2 separate regions of the Homo sapiens genome follow, and region 1 is linked to region 2. A link is a contact called in ENCODE Hi-C or POLR2A ChIA-PET data. All regions are on one chromosome and are shown on one strand. The core of a region is the stretch at or near the end of the contact, and the rest is flanking DNA. Distances in the headings are between cores, read along the strand shown. Region 1 holds the start of ENGASE (endo-beta-N-acetylglucosaminidase). Region 2 holds the start of TIMP2 (TIMP metallopeptidase inhibitor 2).

Region 1 (5,963 bases), core at 3,415-5,914, 150 kb before region 2:
TGGGGAAAGAAACAGAACAGGGCTGGCCACGGCAGCTCATGCCTTTATTCCCAGCACTTTGGCAGGCCAAGGCAGGTGGATCACTTGAGCCCAGGAGTTTAAGACCAGCCTGGGCAACATGGCAAAACCCCATCTCTCCCCACAAAAACTGGAAAAATTAGCCAGGTGTGGTGGTGCACACCTGTAGTCCCAGCTACTTGGGAGGCTGAAGTGGGAGAGTTGCTTGAGCCTGGGAGGTCAAGGCTGGAGAGAGCCCAGATTGTACCACTGTACTCCAGCCTGGGTGACAGAGTAAGACCCTGTCTCAAAATACAGAAAAAAAGAAACAGAGTCAGGTCCCAGGAAGCAGAATAAGGACACGGAGACCGCAGGGTGTCCCCAAAGGTTTCTCTTTAGTTCCATTCAGTCAAGACTCCCTGGAAGCCTGCTGTGTCCAGGCAAGGTGCAGGCAGGGAGAGAGGCAGGAACCAGCTGCCACTCCTGTAGCCACAGGCAGAGTGCTCTGACCGGGGCATCAGGCATCTGCCATTGCATCTAATGGACCGAGCACTGCTACCCCCTGTGAGCCAATGAACAAGGGAGAGAAAGGAGGGGAAGCAGGAAGTCTCGTGTCAAAGTCCCGTCTCTGGCTTCCCACTCTATTTGGAGGGGTAGGCAGTCCCTCAGAACAGAGTCTCCCGGAACTCGAAGGTCGGGGTTGAAAGCCCTGTGAGCTGCGCCCAAGGTTTCACCACCTGCTTCTATCTCTACCTTGATGGTTGGCTCTGACTCAAGCCTTCCCATCAATCACAGGGTCCAAGATTGTTTTATGGACATTTAAAAGCGCCGCGCGGACTCCACGGCAACTTTGGATGGGACGTCTGCACCTGGGGTGGGTGGGGCATGTAACATCTCTGTGCATGAAAGCCAGAGCCCAGCGACCCAGAACAGGATCAGAGCTTAAGGGAAGAAGGTGACGAACACCAAACCACGTGAGGGGGTGAGGCTGCGGACAGGCAGCCGAAGAGGACCCCCTGCCTGCTGTGCTCCCTCCAATCTACTACCAGCCTTCAAGTTGAGGAGGTTCAAGGAGTCAAATGATTCTAGAGCTGAAAGGGACATAAGACACTGCCTAATCCAACCTTCCTTTTTTTATTTTTTATTTTTTTGAGACAGAGTCTCACTCTGTTGCCCAGGCTGGAGTGCAGTAGTGCAATCTTGGCTCACTGCAATCTCTGCCTCCCTGGTTCAAGCGATTCTCCTGCATTAGCCCCCTAAGTAGCTGGGATTACAGGCACCTGCCACCATGCCTGGCTAATTTTTCTATTTTTAGTAGGGGCAGAGTTTCGCCATGTTGGCCAGGCTGGTCTCAAACTCCTGAGGTCAGGTGACCCACCTGCCTTGACCTCCCAAAGTGCTGGGATTATAGGTGTGAGCCACCAAGCCCAGCCCAGTCTTCCCTTTTTACAGATGAAACACTGGGGCCTGCCTTCTTCTCGCAGTTAGTGCCATCCCTCCAATGCCCGTCTCCTGACTCCCCGCCCAGTGCTCTTTCTACACATGGCACTCTCTCCCGCCCCTCCAGCCCCCACCCCAGCAAAGGAGAACAATGTAAGCAACATCAATGTAAGGCCAGGTCCTCACCTGTCATCCAGGTACCCGCCCATCATGTCATGACACAACAAAGTCCGGGGCCTCTGGCTGCTCAGAGGGGGCTGGCGACACGCCAGGGGCTCCAGGGCCACATTAAAGCCATCCTCCAAGCGGGGCTTCCACGCCAAGAGCTCCTCCAGCGAAGACAAGTAAAAGCTGATTGGTTTGGTGGTGTCCTTGTCATAATATCTAACTGGTCCGAGGACAGAAACATTGAGCAATTAATGGAAACTATTATAGGATTAATCGAAACATTTTAACAATAACAGAGAAGGAACATGAGAGGGGGCAGGGGCTGACCTGCCCCAAAGCCCCAGGTGTGAAGGTGGATCGGTATTCAGAGCCTCTGTCTCCTCACCTGGCAGGGGGTCCGGGGAAAAACTGACCACCTCTCGAAAGACTGTCTCTTCTTCTTCATCTTTGATGCTAAGCAAAGAGGGAGTTGTACATTTATAAATAAAAACATAAATAGGTAAGAACACTTAGAAGCAAATGGACCAGTTTCATCTAAACACAGAGAGATATTCTCTGCCTTATGTTGTTTAATATTAACTATAGAAACATTGTATAAAGCAAGGAAGTGCCCTGTGATAATCCTAAGGTTTTACCTATATTAGCAACCAGGGCTTGGCTTCCACATGGACACACGTACCAATGATTACTCCTAAGAATAAACCTTACCCTAGGCCAGACGCAGTGGTTCACGCCTGTAATCCCAACACTTTGGGAAGCCAAGGCAGGCGAATCACCTGAGGTCAGGAGTTAAAGACCAGCCTGGCCAACATGGCAAAACCCCATCTCTACTAATACAAAAATTAGCTGGGCATGGTGGCACACGCCTGTAATCCCAGCACCTTGGGAGGCTGAGGCAGGGAGAATCACTTGAACCTGGGAGGCGAAGGTTGCAGTGAGCCGGGACTGTGCCACTACACTCCAACTTGGGCAACAGAACGAGACTCCATCTCAAAAAAATAAATAAATAGAATAAACCTTACCCTCTAAAGCAGCCACCCCAATACCACAAAGACCAGACATAAATACTTCACAGGGTCCCCAGGATTTTCTATGGCCAAGGGGCAATATCCAAATACCCAAAGCACCAGAAAGTTTCAGGTCCTAAGAGAGCAGAGACCAGGCTTCCTCTATAGGCCACACTTCCCTAAGTGCCTTCCGCGCTGTTCATGGATGTATGTTACAGGGAGAAAGAGTTCCTTCGTTCCTTCGGTACATTAACATGGAAAGCTCCTAAATACATCTCAAACCACTTTCTTTTAAAAATTGATTGATTAATTGAGACAGAGTCTCGCTCTGTCGCCCAGGCTGGAGTAAGGTGGTGAAATCTCAGCTCACTGCAACCTCCAGTTCCTGGGTTCAAGTGAGTCTCCTGCCTCAGCCTCCCAAGTAGCTGGGATTACAGGCATCTGCCACCACGCCTGACTAATTTTGTACTTTTAGTAGAGACTGAGTTTCACCATGTTGGCCAGGCTGGTCTCAAACTCCCGAACTCAGGTGATCACACGCCTCAGCCTCCCAAGTGCTGAGATTACAGGCATAAGCCACCATGCCTGGCCTAAAAAATCATTATTATTTTAGGAGCAGTAAGAAGACACCGCAGTGGCTATTTAGAGGCCATGGCACCAACGTTGAGATTCCCTAAATCTACCAACGCCCAAGGCCACTTCTTTGTTCACTGAGTTGTCATCTGCCATCACTCCACTGCCATTCAGAGGCCTGTTGCAAAGAGTCCTCTGTAGCATCTGCCATCACCAAACACTGACCCAGGGCCTCCAGAATGACATTGGGAGACCCTGAGAACTGCAGGGGTCGGGGACGGATTCAAGCAGAGATGCCGCAGTTGTTCCTCTCCACCTTCCTTTTCCAAAGCCCCCTTCCTCGTTGATGTCCTTATTATACTTCAGCCACCCCCTCCCAGACCTTCTCAGAACAATCCCACACCAGGTCACCTTTGTCACCTGTCATTCCTCCACTAGGAGGGAAAGAGCCATCTCCACATTCCTCCTGTCCAAAAATATCTTTCCCAGCAGCCAGCCTTCATCCCATCTTCATGAGGTCTGAAATGCTCAGCAGTCTCACTGCTTTGGGTTTAGAAACAAAGCTACGGCTGCTGTTTCCGGAAGCCATGTCTGTGCTCCTAACTTCTCCCCCTGCAACCTACTGAGGGGGAGTTTACCGGGTGGGCAAGTGCCCCCCAAAGGAAGGAAGCCCAGCCCAGAGGGGCATGTTCGTCCCTTTCTGTCTCTGTGCTTTGGCCCTTTCTGTTCCCCGCCAGTTGGATACCCTACTCCCTATTCTCCACCTACTGAAGGCTTCCTCCTCCCCAAAGACTCAGTTCTAGTGTCACCCCTACAGAAGGCCACCCCTTCCACCAGCCGGCATCCACTGAGCCAGGCATGAGCACCGCCGCCGGGATCTTCCGCATAGACCAGCGACGTGGGAAGCAGGGGTCTGGCCGGGGCGTCGGGATTCCCGCTGGGCCCCGCGGCCACTCGGGTTTGCACCCGTATTTCTGAGATAGGCAGGGGTCACGCACGGGGGCCGGAGGCCGCTGCCCGGCAGTGGCGCGAGGACGGCGGGGCGGACCGGGGCGGAGGGGCGCTGCCACCCTCTGTCCCTTACTGTGCACGGAGCGGACACAGGCGCCGGCCCCCCGCCCCTCGGCGCGCCCGTGCCGGGAAACCTCGGGCCCCGGGGCCACGGACTCTCAGCCCCGCGGATCGGGGTTCACGCGGGCCCCGCAGCCCCACCTCCTTCCCGGCCGCCGCCGCCGCGGCCGCGGCTCCTGATCCTCCTGCTCCTCCTGCGTCCCCGCCTCCGGGGCCGCCAGCCCCTGCAGCTGCCGCCGCCGCCGCCGTGTAGCCGACCGGGTGACCGTCACCGCCGCGGCCTCCATGACACTGTCCGCGCACGCCGAGAGGCAATCGCAGGCCCGGGCCCGCCCCCGCGCCGCGCTCGGCCAATGGGAAGTGCGCAGCGCTGACGCCGCGCTGGGACGGGACTCCGAGCTGACTCCCGGCCAGCGGCCGCGCGGCGGGGACTTTGTTGAGGCGACAGGCCGGGGGCGGGGCCGAGGACGGGGCGGGGCTGTGAGGGGCGGGGCCTGGGCGAGTTCCGAGCCCAGGGTTCGTCGTCGTTCTTGTTGTTGCCCATCATTGGCTATGAGTCCAGGGTGCTAGAAGGCTCTAGAAGGCTTCGGAACGCCCCAATCTTAGAGTTCTCTCTTTAGCCTCACCAGCTTCCTTTGTCAAGCAAACCGAGGTTTATCCCAGAGAGATTAAGCAATCTCCCAGAGGGCACAAAGTCAGCAAATGGTGGCAATGAGATTTTAACTCATGCAGCTAACCCCTATTAAAAGATAATTTTCAGACCGGGCGCGGTGACTCACGTCTGCGATTCCAGCACTTTGGGAGGCCGAGGCGGGCGGATCACCTGAAGTCAGGAGTTCGAGACTACCCTGGCCAACATGGTGAAACCCCGTCTCTACTTAAAATACAAAAATTAGCCGGGCGTGGTGGTGCATGCCTGTAATCCCAGCTACCTGAGAGGCTGAGACTGGAGAATCGCTGGAACCCGGGAGGCAGAGGCTGCAATGAGCCGAGACGGTGCCATTGCACTCCAGCCTGGGCGACAGAGGGAGACTCCGTCTCAAAAAAAAAAAAAAAAAGATGAAAGGTTAGTAGGTTAGTATCGGGCCATGTGGAAGCTGGTGTCCTATGTAGGATGCATAGTTTTCCAGTGAAACACGGATTTCTTTCTACAGCCCCACGCCTGTGCCCAACAGTAGTAGTTGCTCTACCCCTAAGCGTGCAGGGCCTGGAGTGGCACCTCTGCAAGAGTGGCACTGCCCAGCGTCTTAGGCACAAAAGGAGTTCACAGGAAACATGATAGAACAGAGCCCTGAGAAGCCAGAACTCAAGGCTGGGCCCCACAGGGCAAACCAAGGCTCTCCTCCCTCCAGGCCCCAACGCCCCTCCACAGCTAGGAGCTTCCAGTGCTGGGCTGCAGCTGCCGCCCAAGCCAAGTTGACTGGGCCTTTATTATTGTTGCAGACTTTGAACTTTATGAGGCTCCAAGCTTCCATAAACGCCAATGGTGGGAACTATGACTAAGGTTGTTGAATATGGGCCATGGTGCAGGCCAGCCAGTTAGGCAGGAAGGACGGGCCACTCAGAAGCAGGACACGCTGACCCATGGGGAGGACAGAGAAGGCAGAGGGCTCCTCTTTGGGGCTTCAGTCCTGGGAAGCTTACAGTGAGCGAGGGCAGTGGATCCCCAAGTTCCCTCCTGCTGTGTTCAGGGGTGCACCGGACGTG
Region 2 (6,290 bases), core at 555-3,054:
ATAACGGCATTGCTTATTTAACTTTTCTCAGAACTGTCTGTTACAAAACATACACAAACAGAAAGAAGCTGTTTTTCCATTCTTTCACTATTTTCCAAAGTTTCATACCTCAAGTCAGCACCGCACAATTTAGTGGGCAATTCTTTTTAAAAAAAAAAAAAAAAAAAACAAAAAAAAACAAGAGTCTTTCTCTGTCGCCCAGGCTGGAGTGCAGTGGCGCAATCTCGGCTCACTGCAACCTCCGCCTCTCGGGTTCAAGCGATTCTCCTGCCTCAGCCTCCTGAGTAGCTGGGACTACAGGCGCGCGCCACCACGCCCGGCTAATTTCTTGTGTTTTTAATAGAGACGGGGTTTCACCGTGTTAGCCGCCAGGCTGGTCTCGAACTCCTGACCTCGTGATTCGCCCACCTCAGCCTCCCAAAGTGCTGGGATTACAGGCATGAGCCACTGCACCCGGGCTTTTTTTTTTTTTTTTTTTCTTTTGAGATGGAGTCTCGCTCTGTCCCCCAGGCTGGAGTGCAGTGGCATGATCTCGGCTCACTGCAAGCTCCGCCTCCTGGGTTCATGCCATTCTCCTGCCTCAGCCTCCCGAGTAGCTGGGACTACAGGCGCCCACCACCAAGCCCGGCTAATTTTTTGTATTTTTAGTAGAGACGGGGTTTCACTGTCTCTACTAAATGCTAGCCAGGCTGGTCTCAAACTCCTGGCCTCAAGTGATCCTCCTGTCTCGGCCTCCCAAAGTGCTGGGATTACAGGCGCAAGCCACCGTGCCCGCCCTGATTCTTCCTGTGTCATTTTCCTGGGCTTCCCTCTCCCTAGCTGGACTGCAAACACTCTGGAATGCTGACCTGAGGGCTGGAGTGCTGACCTGAGTGCAGCAGTGTCCATGGAGCCCCACGGGGCACACACCAAATGTACAGGGTGGGTGCCCACAGCCGGGCACAGGCAGGTTCACAGCCAGGAAGCCCGCCTCACCACCCTACACATGTTCATCCCTTCATATGCCTGGGTCTTTCCTGGAACACAAAACTGTTTTGGGAAAAGTCCTTCGGCTCCCACATTTGTGGACTAAGAGAGGAAACTGTGAGCGGAACCCAGCCAATGCCTCTGCTGCGATCCTACTGGCTCCTGGGCGCCTGGGCCCACCCCCGTCTCTTGTTGGCTGGTCAAAAATATGGCCAGTTTATATAAAATCCTGTTTTGTTCACAGTAACCACACCCCCCACCCCCCAACTAAACTGGCCAGGCGCACTTAAAATTCTAAGGCCTCCATTTGAAAAAGGGATCCTGTCAGTTTCTCAATAGGCCACCCGCCCACAGAAACGGGGAGGTGGCGACAGGGAACGGCCCCTGCTCCAAAGGACACCCCTTGGCTCGCCCCGAGGCTGGGCTCGAAGGGACCCCGGGGTGGCGGGGGACGGAGCAGCGTAGCCCTCCAGAGTCGAGCTGAAGGGGAAAGGGTAGCGGGTGGGTCGCCTGGTGTCCTGGAAGAACGGGGCGCGAGTCCCCCGCGCTGAGTCAGGGACCCCGGGCGCAGAAGGCCACGCAGCGGGGACCGGGGTCGGGGGGCTGGGGGCGTCCGGGGACCCCCGCGCGGGTGCGGGTCGCGGGCGCCAGGTGGTGCGGGAAGCCCCCGACGTGCCAGGCCGGGCACAACAAAAGCGCGGGCTGGGGGGAGGCGCGGGCGGAGGGGGAGGAGGGGGCTGCTGGGAGCGCCCAGAGCCTGCATTGGCCGCCAGCCACCGGGAGGAGGAGCAGAAAATCCTCCGAGCGCAATAAAACTGCGGCCCGGCCCAAGCCCGCAGCAAACACATCCGTAGAAGGCAGCGCGGCCGCCGAGAACCGCAGCGCCGCTCGCCCGCCGCCCCCCACCCCGCCGCCCCGCCCGGCGAATTGCGCCCCGCGCCCCTCCCCTCGCGCCCCCGAGACAAAGAGGAGAGAAAGTTTGCGCGGCCGAGCGGGGCAGGTGAGGAGGGTGAGCCGCGCGGGAGGGGCCCGCCTCGGCCCCGGCTCAGCCCCCGCCCGCGCCCCCAGCCCGCCGCCGCGAGCAGCGCCCGGACCCCCCAGCGGCGGCCCCCGCCCGCCCAGCCCCCCGGCCCGCCATGGGCGCCGCGGCCCGCACCCTGCGGCTGGCGCTCGGCCTCCTGCTGCTGGCGACGCTGCTTCGCCCGGCCGACGCCTGCAGCTGCTCCCCGGTGCACCCGCAACAGGCGTTTTGCAATGCAGATGTAGGTAAGGAGCGGCGACCCCAGCCCCCGCGCGGGGCCCCACCTCCCCCGCGACCCCGAGGGTTCGCAGACGCCCCGCCCGCCCGCCGCTGGCCGAGGGACCCCAGCGCCCGCCTCCTGGTCCCTCGGCGCCTTCTCGAATCCTGCAAGTGGACGCCCAGAGCCGACTTTCTTTCCCCCCTCCCTCCTCTCCCTTTCTTTCCCTCTCTTTGCCGAGATGCGTCTCAACCTCAAAATTCCACCGAAATTCCGCCGCAGCTCCAGCCCCAGGAAAGGGAGCCAGTTTGGCTTTTGGCAGGCGGCGCGCCCTGGGATGCCAGCGCTGGGGGCGGGGAGCGTGGGGGACACGGCGTGGGGGCGGGGGGCTGGAGGACTGGGGACCCCAGGAAGAAACTTTCGCAGATAAGGTGGGAGTTGGGCTTCTCTGGGCTTGGGGCTGGGTGGGGAAGGGCTTCTCTGCTGGGGCTTCTCCCACCAGCCCCATTTGGGGGCTCCCCGATCAAGCCAGGGTGGGATGGAAGCCCGCCCTACCCGAGGCAGGTTCCACAGGCCCAGAGGGGCAGGTGAAAAAGCCGGTGGCGTCTCCTGGCGTGGCTCCTTGCTTGCGCCCTGCCCAGGAGGCCCTGCAAACTGGCTGGGCAGGGACCGGGACCCCCGAATGTTCCGCTTTTTCGGGACGTCCACAAAAGCTGGAGACTTTGGTGACCGGACCCGGCACGTGGGACTGTGCTGCTGCTCAGATTCCCCAGCAAATACCCATGACCTCCGGACTCCTAGCCCCCAAAAGACAGGCGCCATGGAGGGAGGCAGGAGGGGCCCAGTTATTTGTTCTGATCCATGGAGGGGGAGGACCAGCAGAAATGGGAGGAACCCGCTGGCTCGAAGTTTCCACCCTGGTCCTGCACCTCAAGCCTCTGCAGCCCTGGTGCTGGTCAGCATGGTTTTCCTGGGGCAAGTCTGGCTACACGGCAGGTGGTCTCGGAGCCCCCTGCCCTCCTTCCTTCTTATGTCTGAGTCTCAGTCGAGTGACCTGTCCAGGGCAGATGGAGCAAGGCGGGGGCCCCCTCACCTGCCCAGAGTGGAGGTGGGACTTTCTGTTTCTCCTGCTGTCAGCCACGCCCTTCCCATACCCCGCCCACGGCTTCTTGCCCCACCCCGGTTAGCCCTAGGAGCTGCGTGCCCAGCTGGGGAAGTTTTCAGTTGCACCAATCTATTGAGATCACAGGTCTCAGGTGGCTCAGGCCACCTGGGCGGAAGGCTTGGTGTGTGCCTGTGTCAGTTTCCACAAAACCCAGTTTGGGGGAAATGAGGTCTTTTCTCCAGTTTAGCCTTGGTGCTCAGCAAGATTTGTGGGTGAAGGAGAGGTTCCTTTGATGAGGGAGCCATAATGGGCCTTTCTCTGGGGGTCCACGAGGAGTGCAGGCCTGTCCAGGCTCCTTGGCTCACCAGCACGTGCTGGGGCAGGATGTAGCCAAGGCCCAGAAGGAGGCTGTGGATAAAAGGACCTGGGAGTTGGATTTGTAGGAGTTGGGCCTTGGGACCCCTCCCCCTCCCGCCCCCCCCCCCACCCCGCCCCACACACACACTCCTCAGCTGTGTGGGAGAATGTCCAGGCAGCCACTCTGTCCTTGCTTGGCATAAGTTAAGGCGGCCACTGAGCTGGGAGCTGTTTCTGCGTGGGGTGTGGATCCAGGATGGCAGAGGGTGGAGGGCTGCAGTGCGTGCCTCCCGCCTCCTTCATGCTCAGCGCAGCACTCTCCTCTTCTGGGTTGCCTGGCATTTGTGTCTAAATCTTTGCATCAAAATCATCCTGTAGCTAAAACTTTTCACCCCATCCCGGCTCAGAGGCCCAGTCAGATGCCAGAGTTGCACTGCAGAGCTCAGGGCATTCGCTTCCTGTGGCCGCTGTGACAAACTACCACAAATGGGAGGGCTTAAAAGAACAGGAATCGATTCTCTGTAGCTCAGGAGGCCAGAAGTCTGAAAAGGTGTCCACAGAGCCAGTTCCTTCTGGGGGCTGTGAGGGAGAATCTCTTCCAGGCCTCTCTCCTTGATGTTGCTTGGTTCCATTTTCAAGGAACACATCACTTCCATTTCCGCCTGTCTTCACATGGCCTTCTCTCGTGTGTCTCTGTGTCCAAATTTCCCTGTTCTTTTTTTTTGGAGAGCAGGCTGGAGTGCAATGGCGCAATCTCGGCTCGCTGCAGCCTCCGCCTCCTGGGTTCGAGCAATTCTCCTGCCTCAGCCTCCCAAGTAGCTGGGGTTACAGGCACCTGCCACCACACCCGGCTAATTTTTTGTATTTTTAGTAGAGACAGGAATTCGCCATGTTGGCCAGGCTGGTCTCGAACTCCTGGCCTCAGGTGATCCGCCTGCCTCAGCCTCCCAAAGTGCTGGGATTATAGGCGTGAGCCACCGCGCCCGGCCAAATTGCCCTGTTCTTCTAAGGACAGCAGCCATTGGATTTAGGGCCCACCCTAATCCAGTATGACTTCATCTTGATAGATCAACAAATACTCTATTTCCAAATAAGGTCATATTCATAGGATCTGACTAGATGTGCATTTGAGGGGGGACGTAATTCAGCCCATACACCAGGCTGCCTTCTCTTATTCCCAGTCACCCTTTCCGTGCTCAACCAACTTGGGATAAACAACCCAGGACATCCCAGGGTAGGGTCCCGGAACAAATCCCACAGGGACGACAGCGGCCTGTCTATTCTCCAGTGTTCGATTCTCCTCGAAGCGATGCAGGTTTGTGACTTTCTCAGCAATGGTTCCCCATTCTGGCTCAGAGCAGAATTGCCTGGAAGATTCTTAAAGATTGCTCAGGTCTAGGTCCCTTTGCAGATACAGAGGGTCTTGCTCAGACTTCGGCTTTTGCAGTTTTAAAAGGCCCACAGGTGATTTAACCAGGGCTGTGACCCAGGGGTCTCAGAAAGGGGGTACAGTGGAGGTTAATAAAGGCTGGCTTGTTATGTGGCAAGCTGGCTCCTTTTACTCTTGGCTGCATGCAGCCTTGTTAAATGGCTTGGTGTCTACAAGAGGCAATTGGCTTAAGAAACAGTCAGATTTCTGTCTGCCCGGCTGAGGATTTCTGGGAGGTATCTCCCTAGCAGCTCTTGCAGTTGGTAGGACCGGAACTGTGGTCGGCAAAGATAATTCATGATGAGGTGGTGATGTTTAGGATAAGGGATGGTAAGAGGTGACCTGATTTCTTCCTGGAAGGCCCCAGGTCCTTGTCCTTTCCAGCAAGGCCAGCACAAACGGGAAGCATTTTGTGTCTCAGTTACAGTACTGTTCAAATGCGCTGCTGGCCCGGCTCCCTCTCACCCAGTGAAATCCTTCACATCTACTGCCAGCCTGCACAGCTACAGGGATCTGGCTGGAAATTAGCTTTGGGCTCACCATTCAGGCAGTCCCATGCCTGGAGCCACTTAGCCAGCTGAGCTACTTGGCAGACTCGGGCTGCTTGGGCCCGTTTCTGGACTCAAGGGTAAAGCCAGGAGCTCTCTGGATGCAGAGAATAAAACCTCTCCTCTGGCTTGGGTGGCAGTACCTAAGGCCACACATTATCCTAGAAGACCTCTGCGATGACATCTTCCTCACATGTTCCCACCTCCAGAAACTGTCCTCTGCAAATCCCCCGAGGAGCTCCAGCTCCAGCTAGAGAGGGGTCCACAACCAAGAGGGGGAACAACTGCTATTTTCTGGGGTGAACAGCCAAGGGTGACCTGGTTCCTGGGGGACACAGTGACAGGGACCAGACAGATAGTAGGGGCCACCCCAGAAAACACACAGCACGCAGTCAAAAATGGCTCTGTCTTCAGGACACGTGCTCAGGAAAAGCAACACAGCATCAGATTCATGTGAGCTGGGTCAGGCCTTCCATGCGAGGGGGCGGCGTGGCGCTTTTTAAAGAAACTGTTGGCAACTCGTTGTGCGAAGTATGTGATCGATCTGTATTGTCAGTTTTGTTCATCTTGATTTTCATATTGGGCTTGTCTGTGTTTCAACAAGCAATTATGGAGTGGCTGCCTCTGCCCCCGGGGATGTAAGGGAG

The links. Hi-C counts contacts between places; a loop is a spot of excess contacts on that map. ChIA-PET counts read pairs that join two places held with the same protein, here RNA polymerase II (POLR2A). Pooled maps may share reads with other maps.
Region 1: a loop to region 2 is called in a map with no recorded cell type, with 4 times the contacts of the local background. The contact joins the promoter of ENGASE here to the promoter of TIMP2 in region 2. A Hi-C loop is called at or near these places in 1 of 168 maps with a recorded cell type or tissue (chondrocyte), 1 of 37 single-sample maps with no recorded cell type and 4 of 50 pooled maps. POLR2A ChIA-PET finds 5 or more read pairs at or near these places in 1 of 52 experiments (GM12878).

What each region holds. Positions count from the first base shown.
Region 1 is chr17:79,073,525-79,079,487 of GRCh38, reverse strand. It overlaps ENGASE (endo-beta-N-acetylglucosaminidase), which reads right to left and starts at 4,664. Exons shown (of 14, transcript NM_001042573.3): 1 at 4,398-4,664; 2 at 1,991-2,058; 3 at 1,624-1,825. The coding sequence starts at 4,543. RefSeq lists a silencer at 4,263-4,802.
Region 2 is chr17:78,920,901-78,927,190 of GRCh38, reverse strand. It overlaps TIMP2 (TIMP metallopeptidase inhibitor 2), which reads left to right and starts at 1,804. Exons shown (of 5, transcript NM_003255.5): 1 at 1,804-2,232. The coding sequence starts at 2,103. RefSeq lists an enhancer at 3,575-3,644.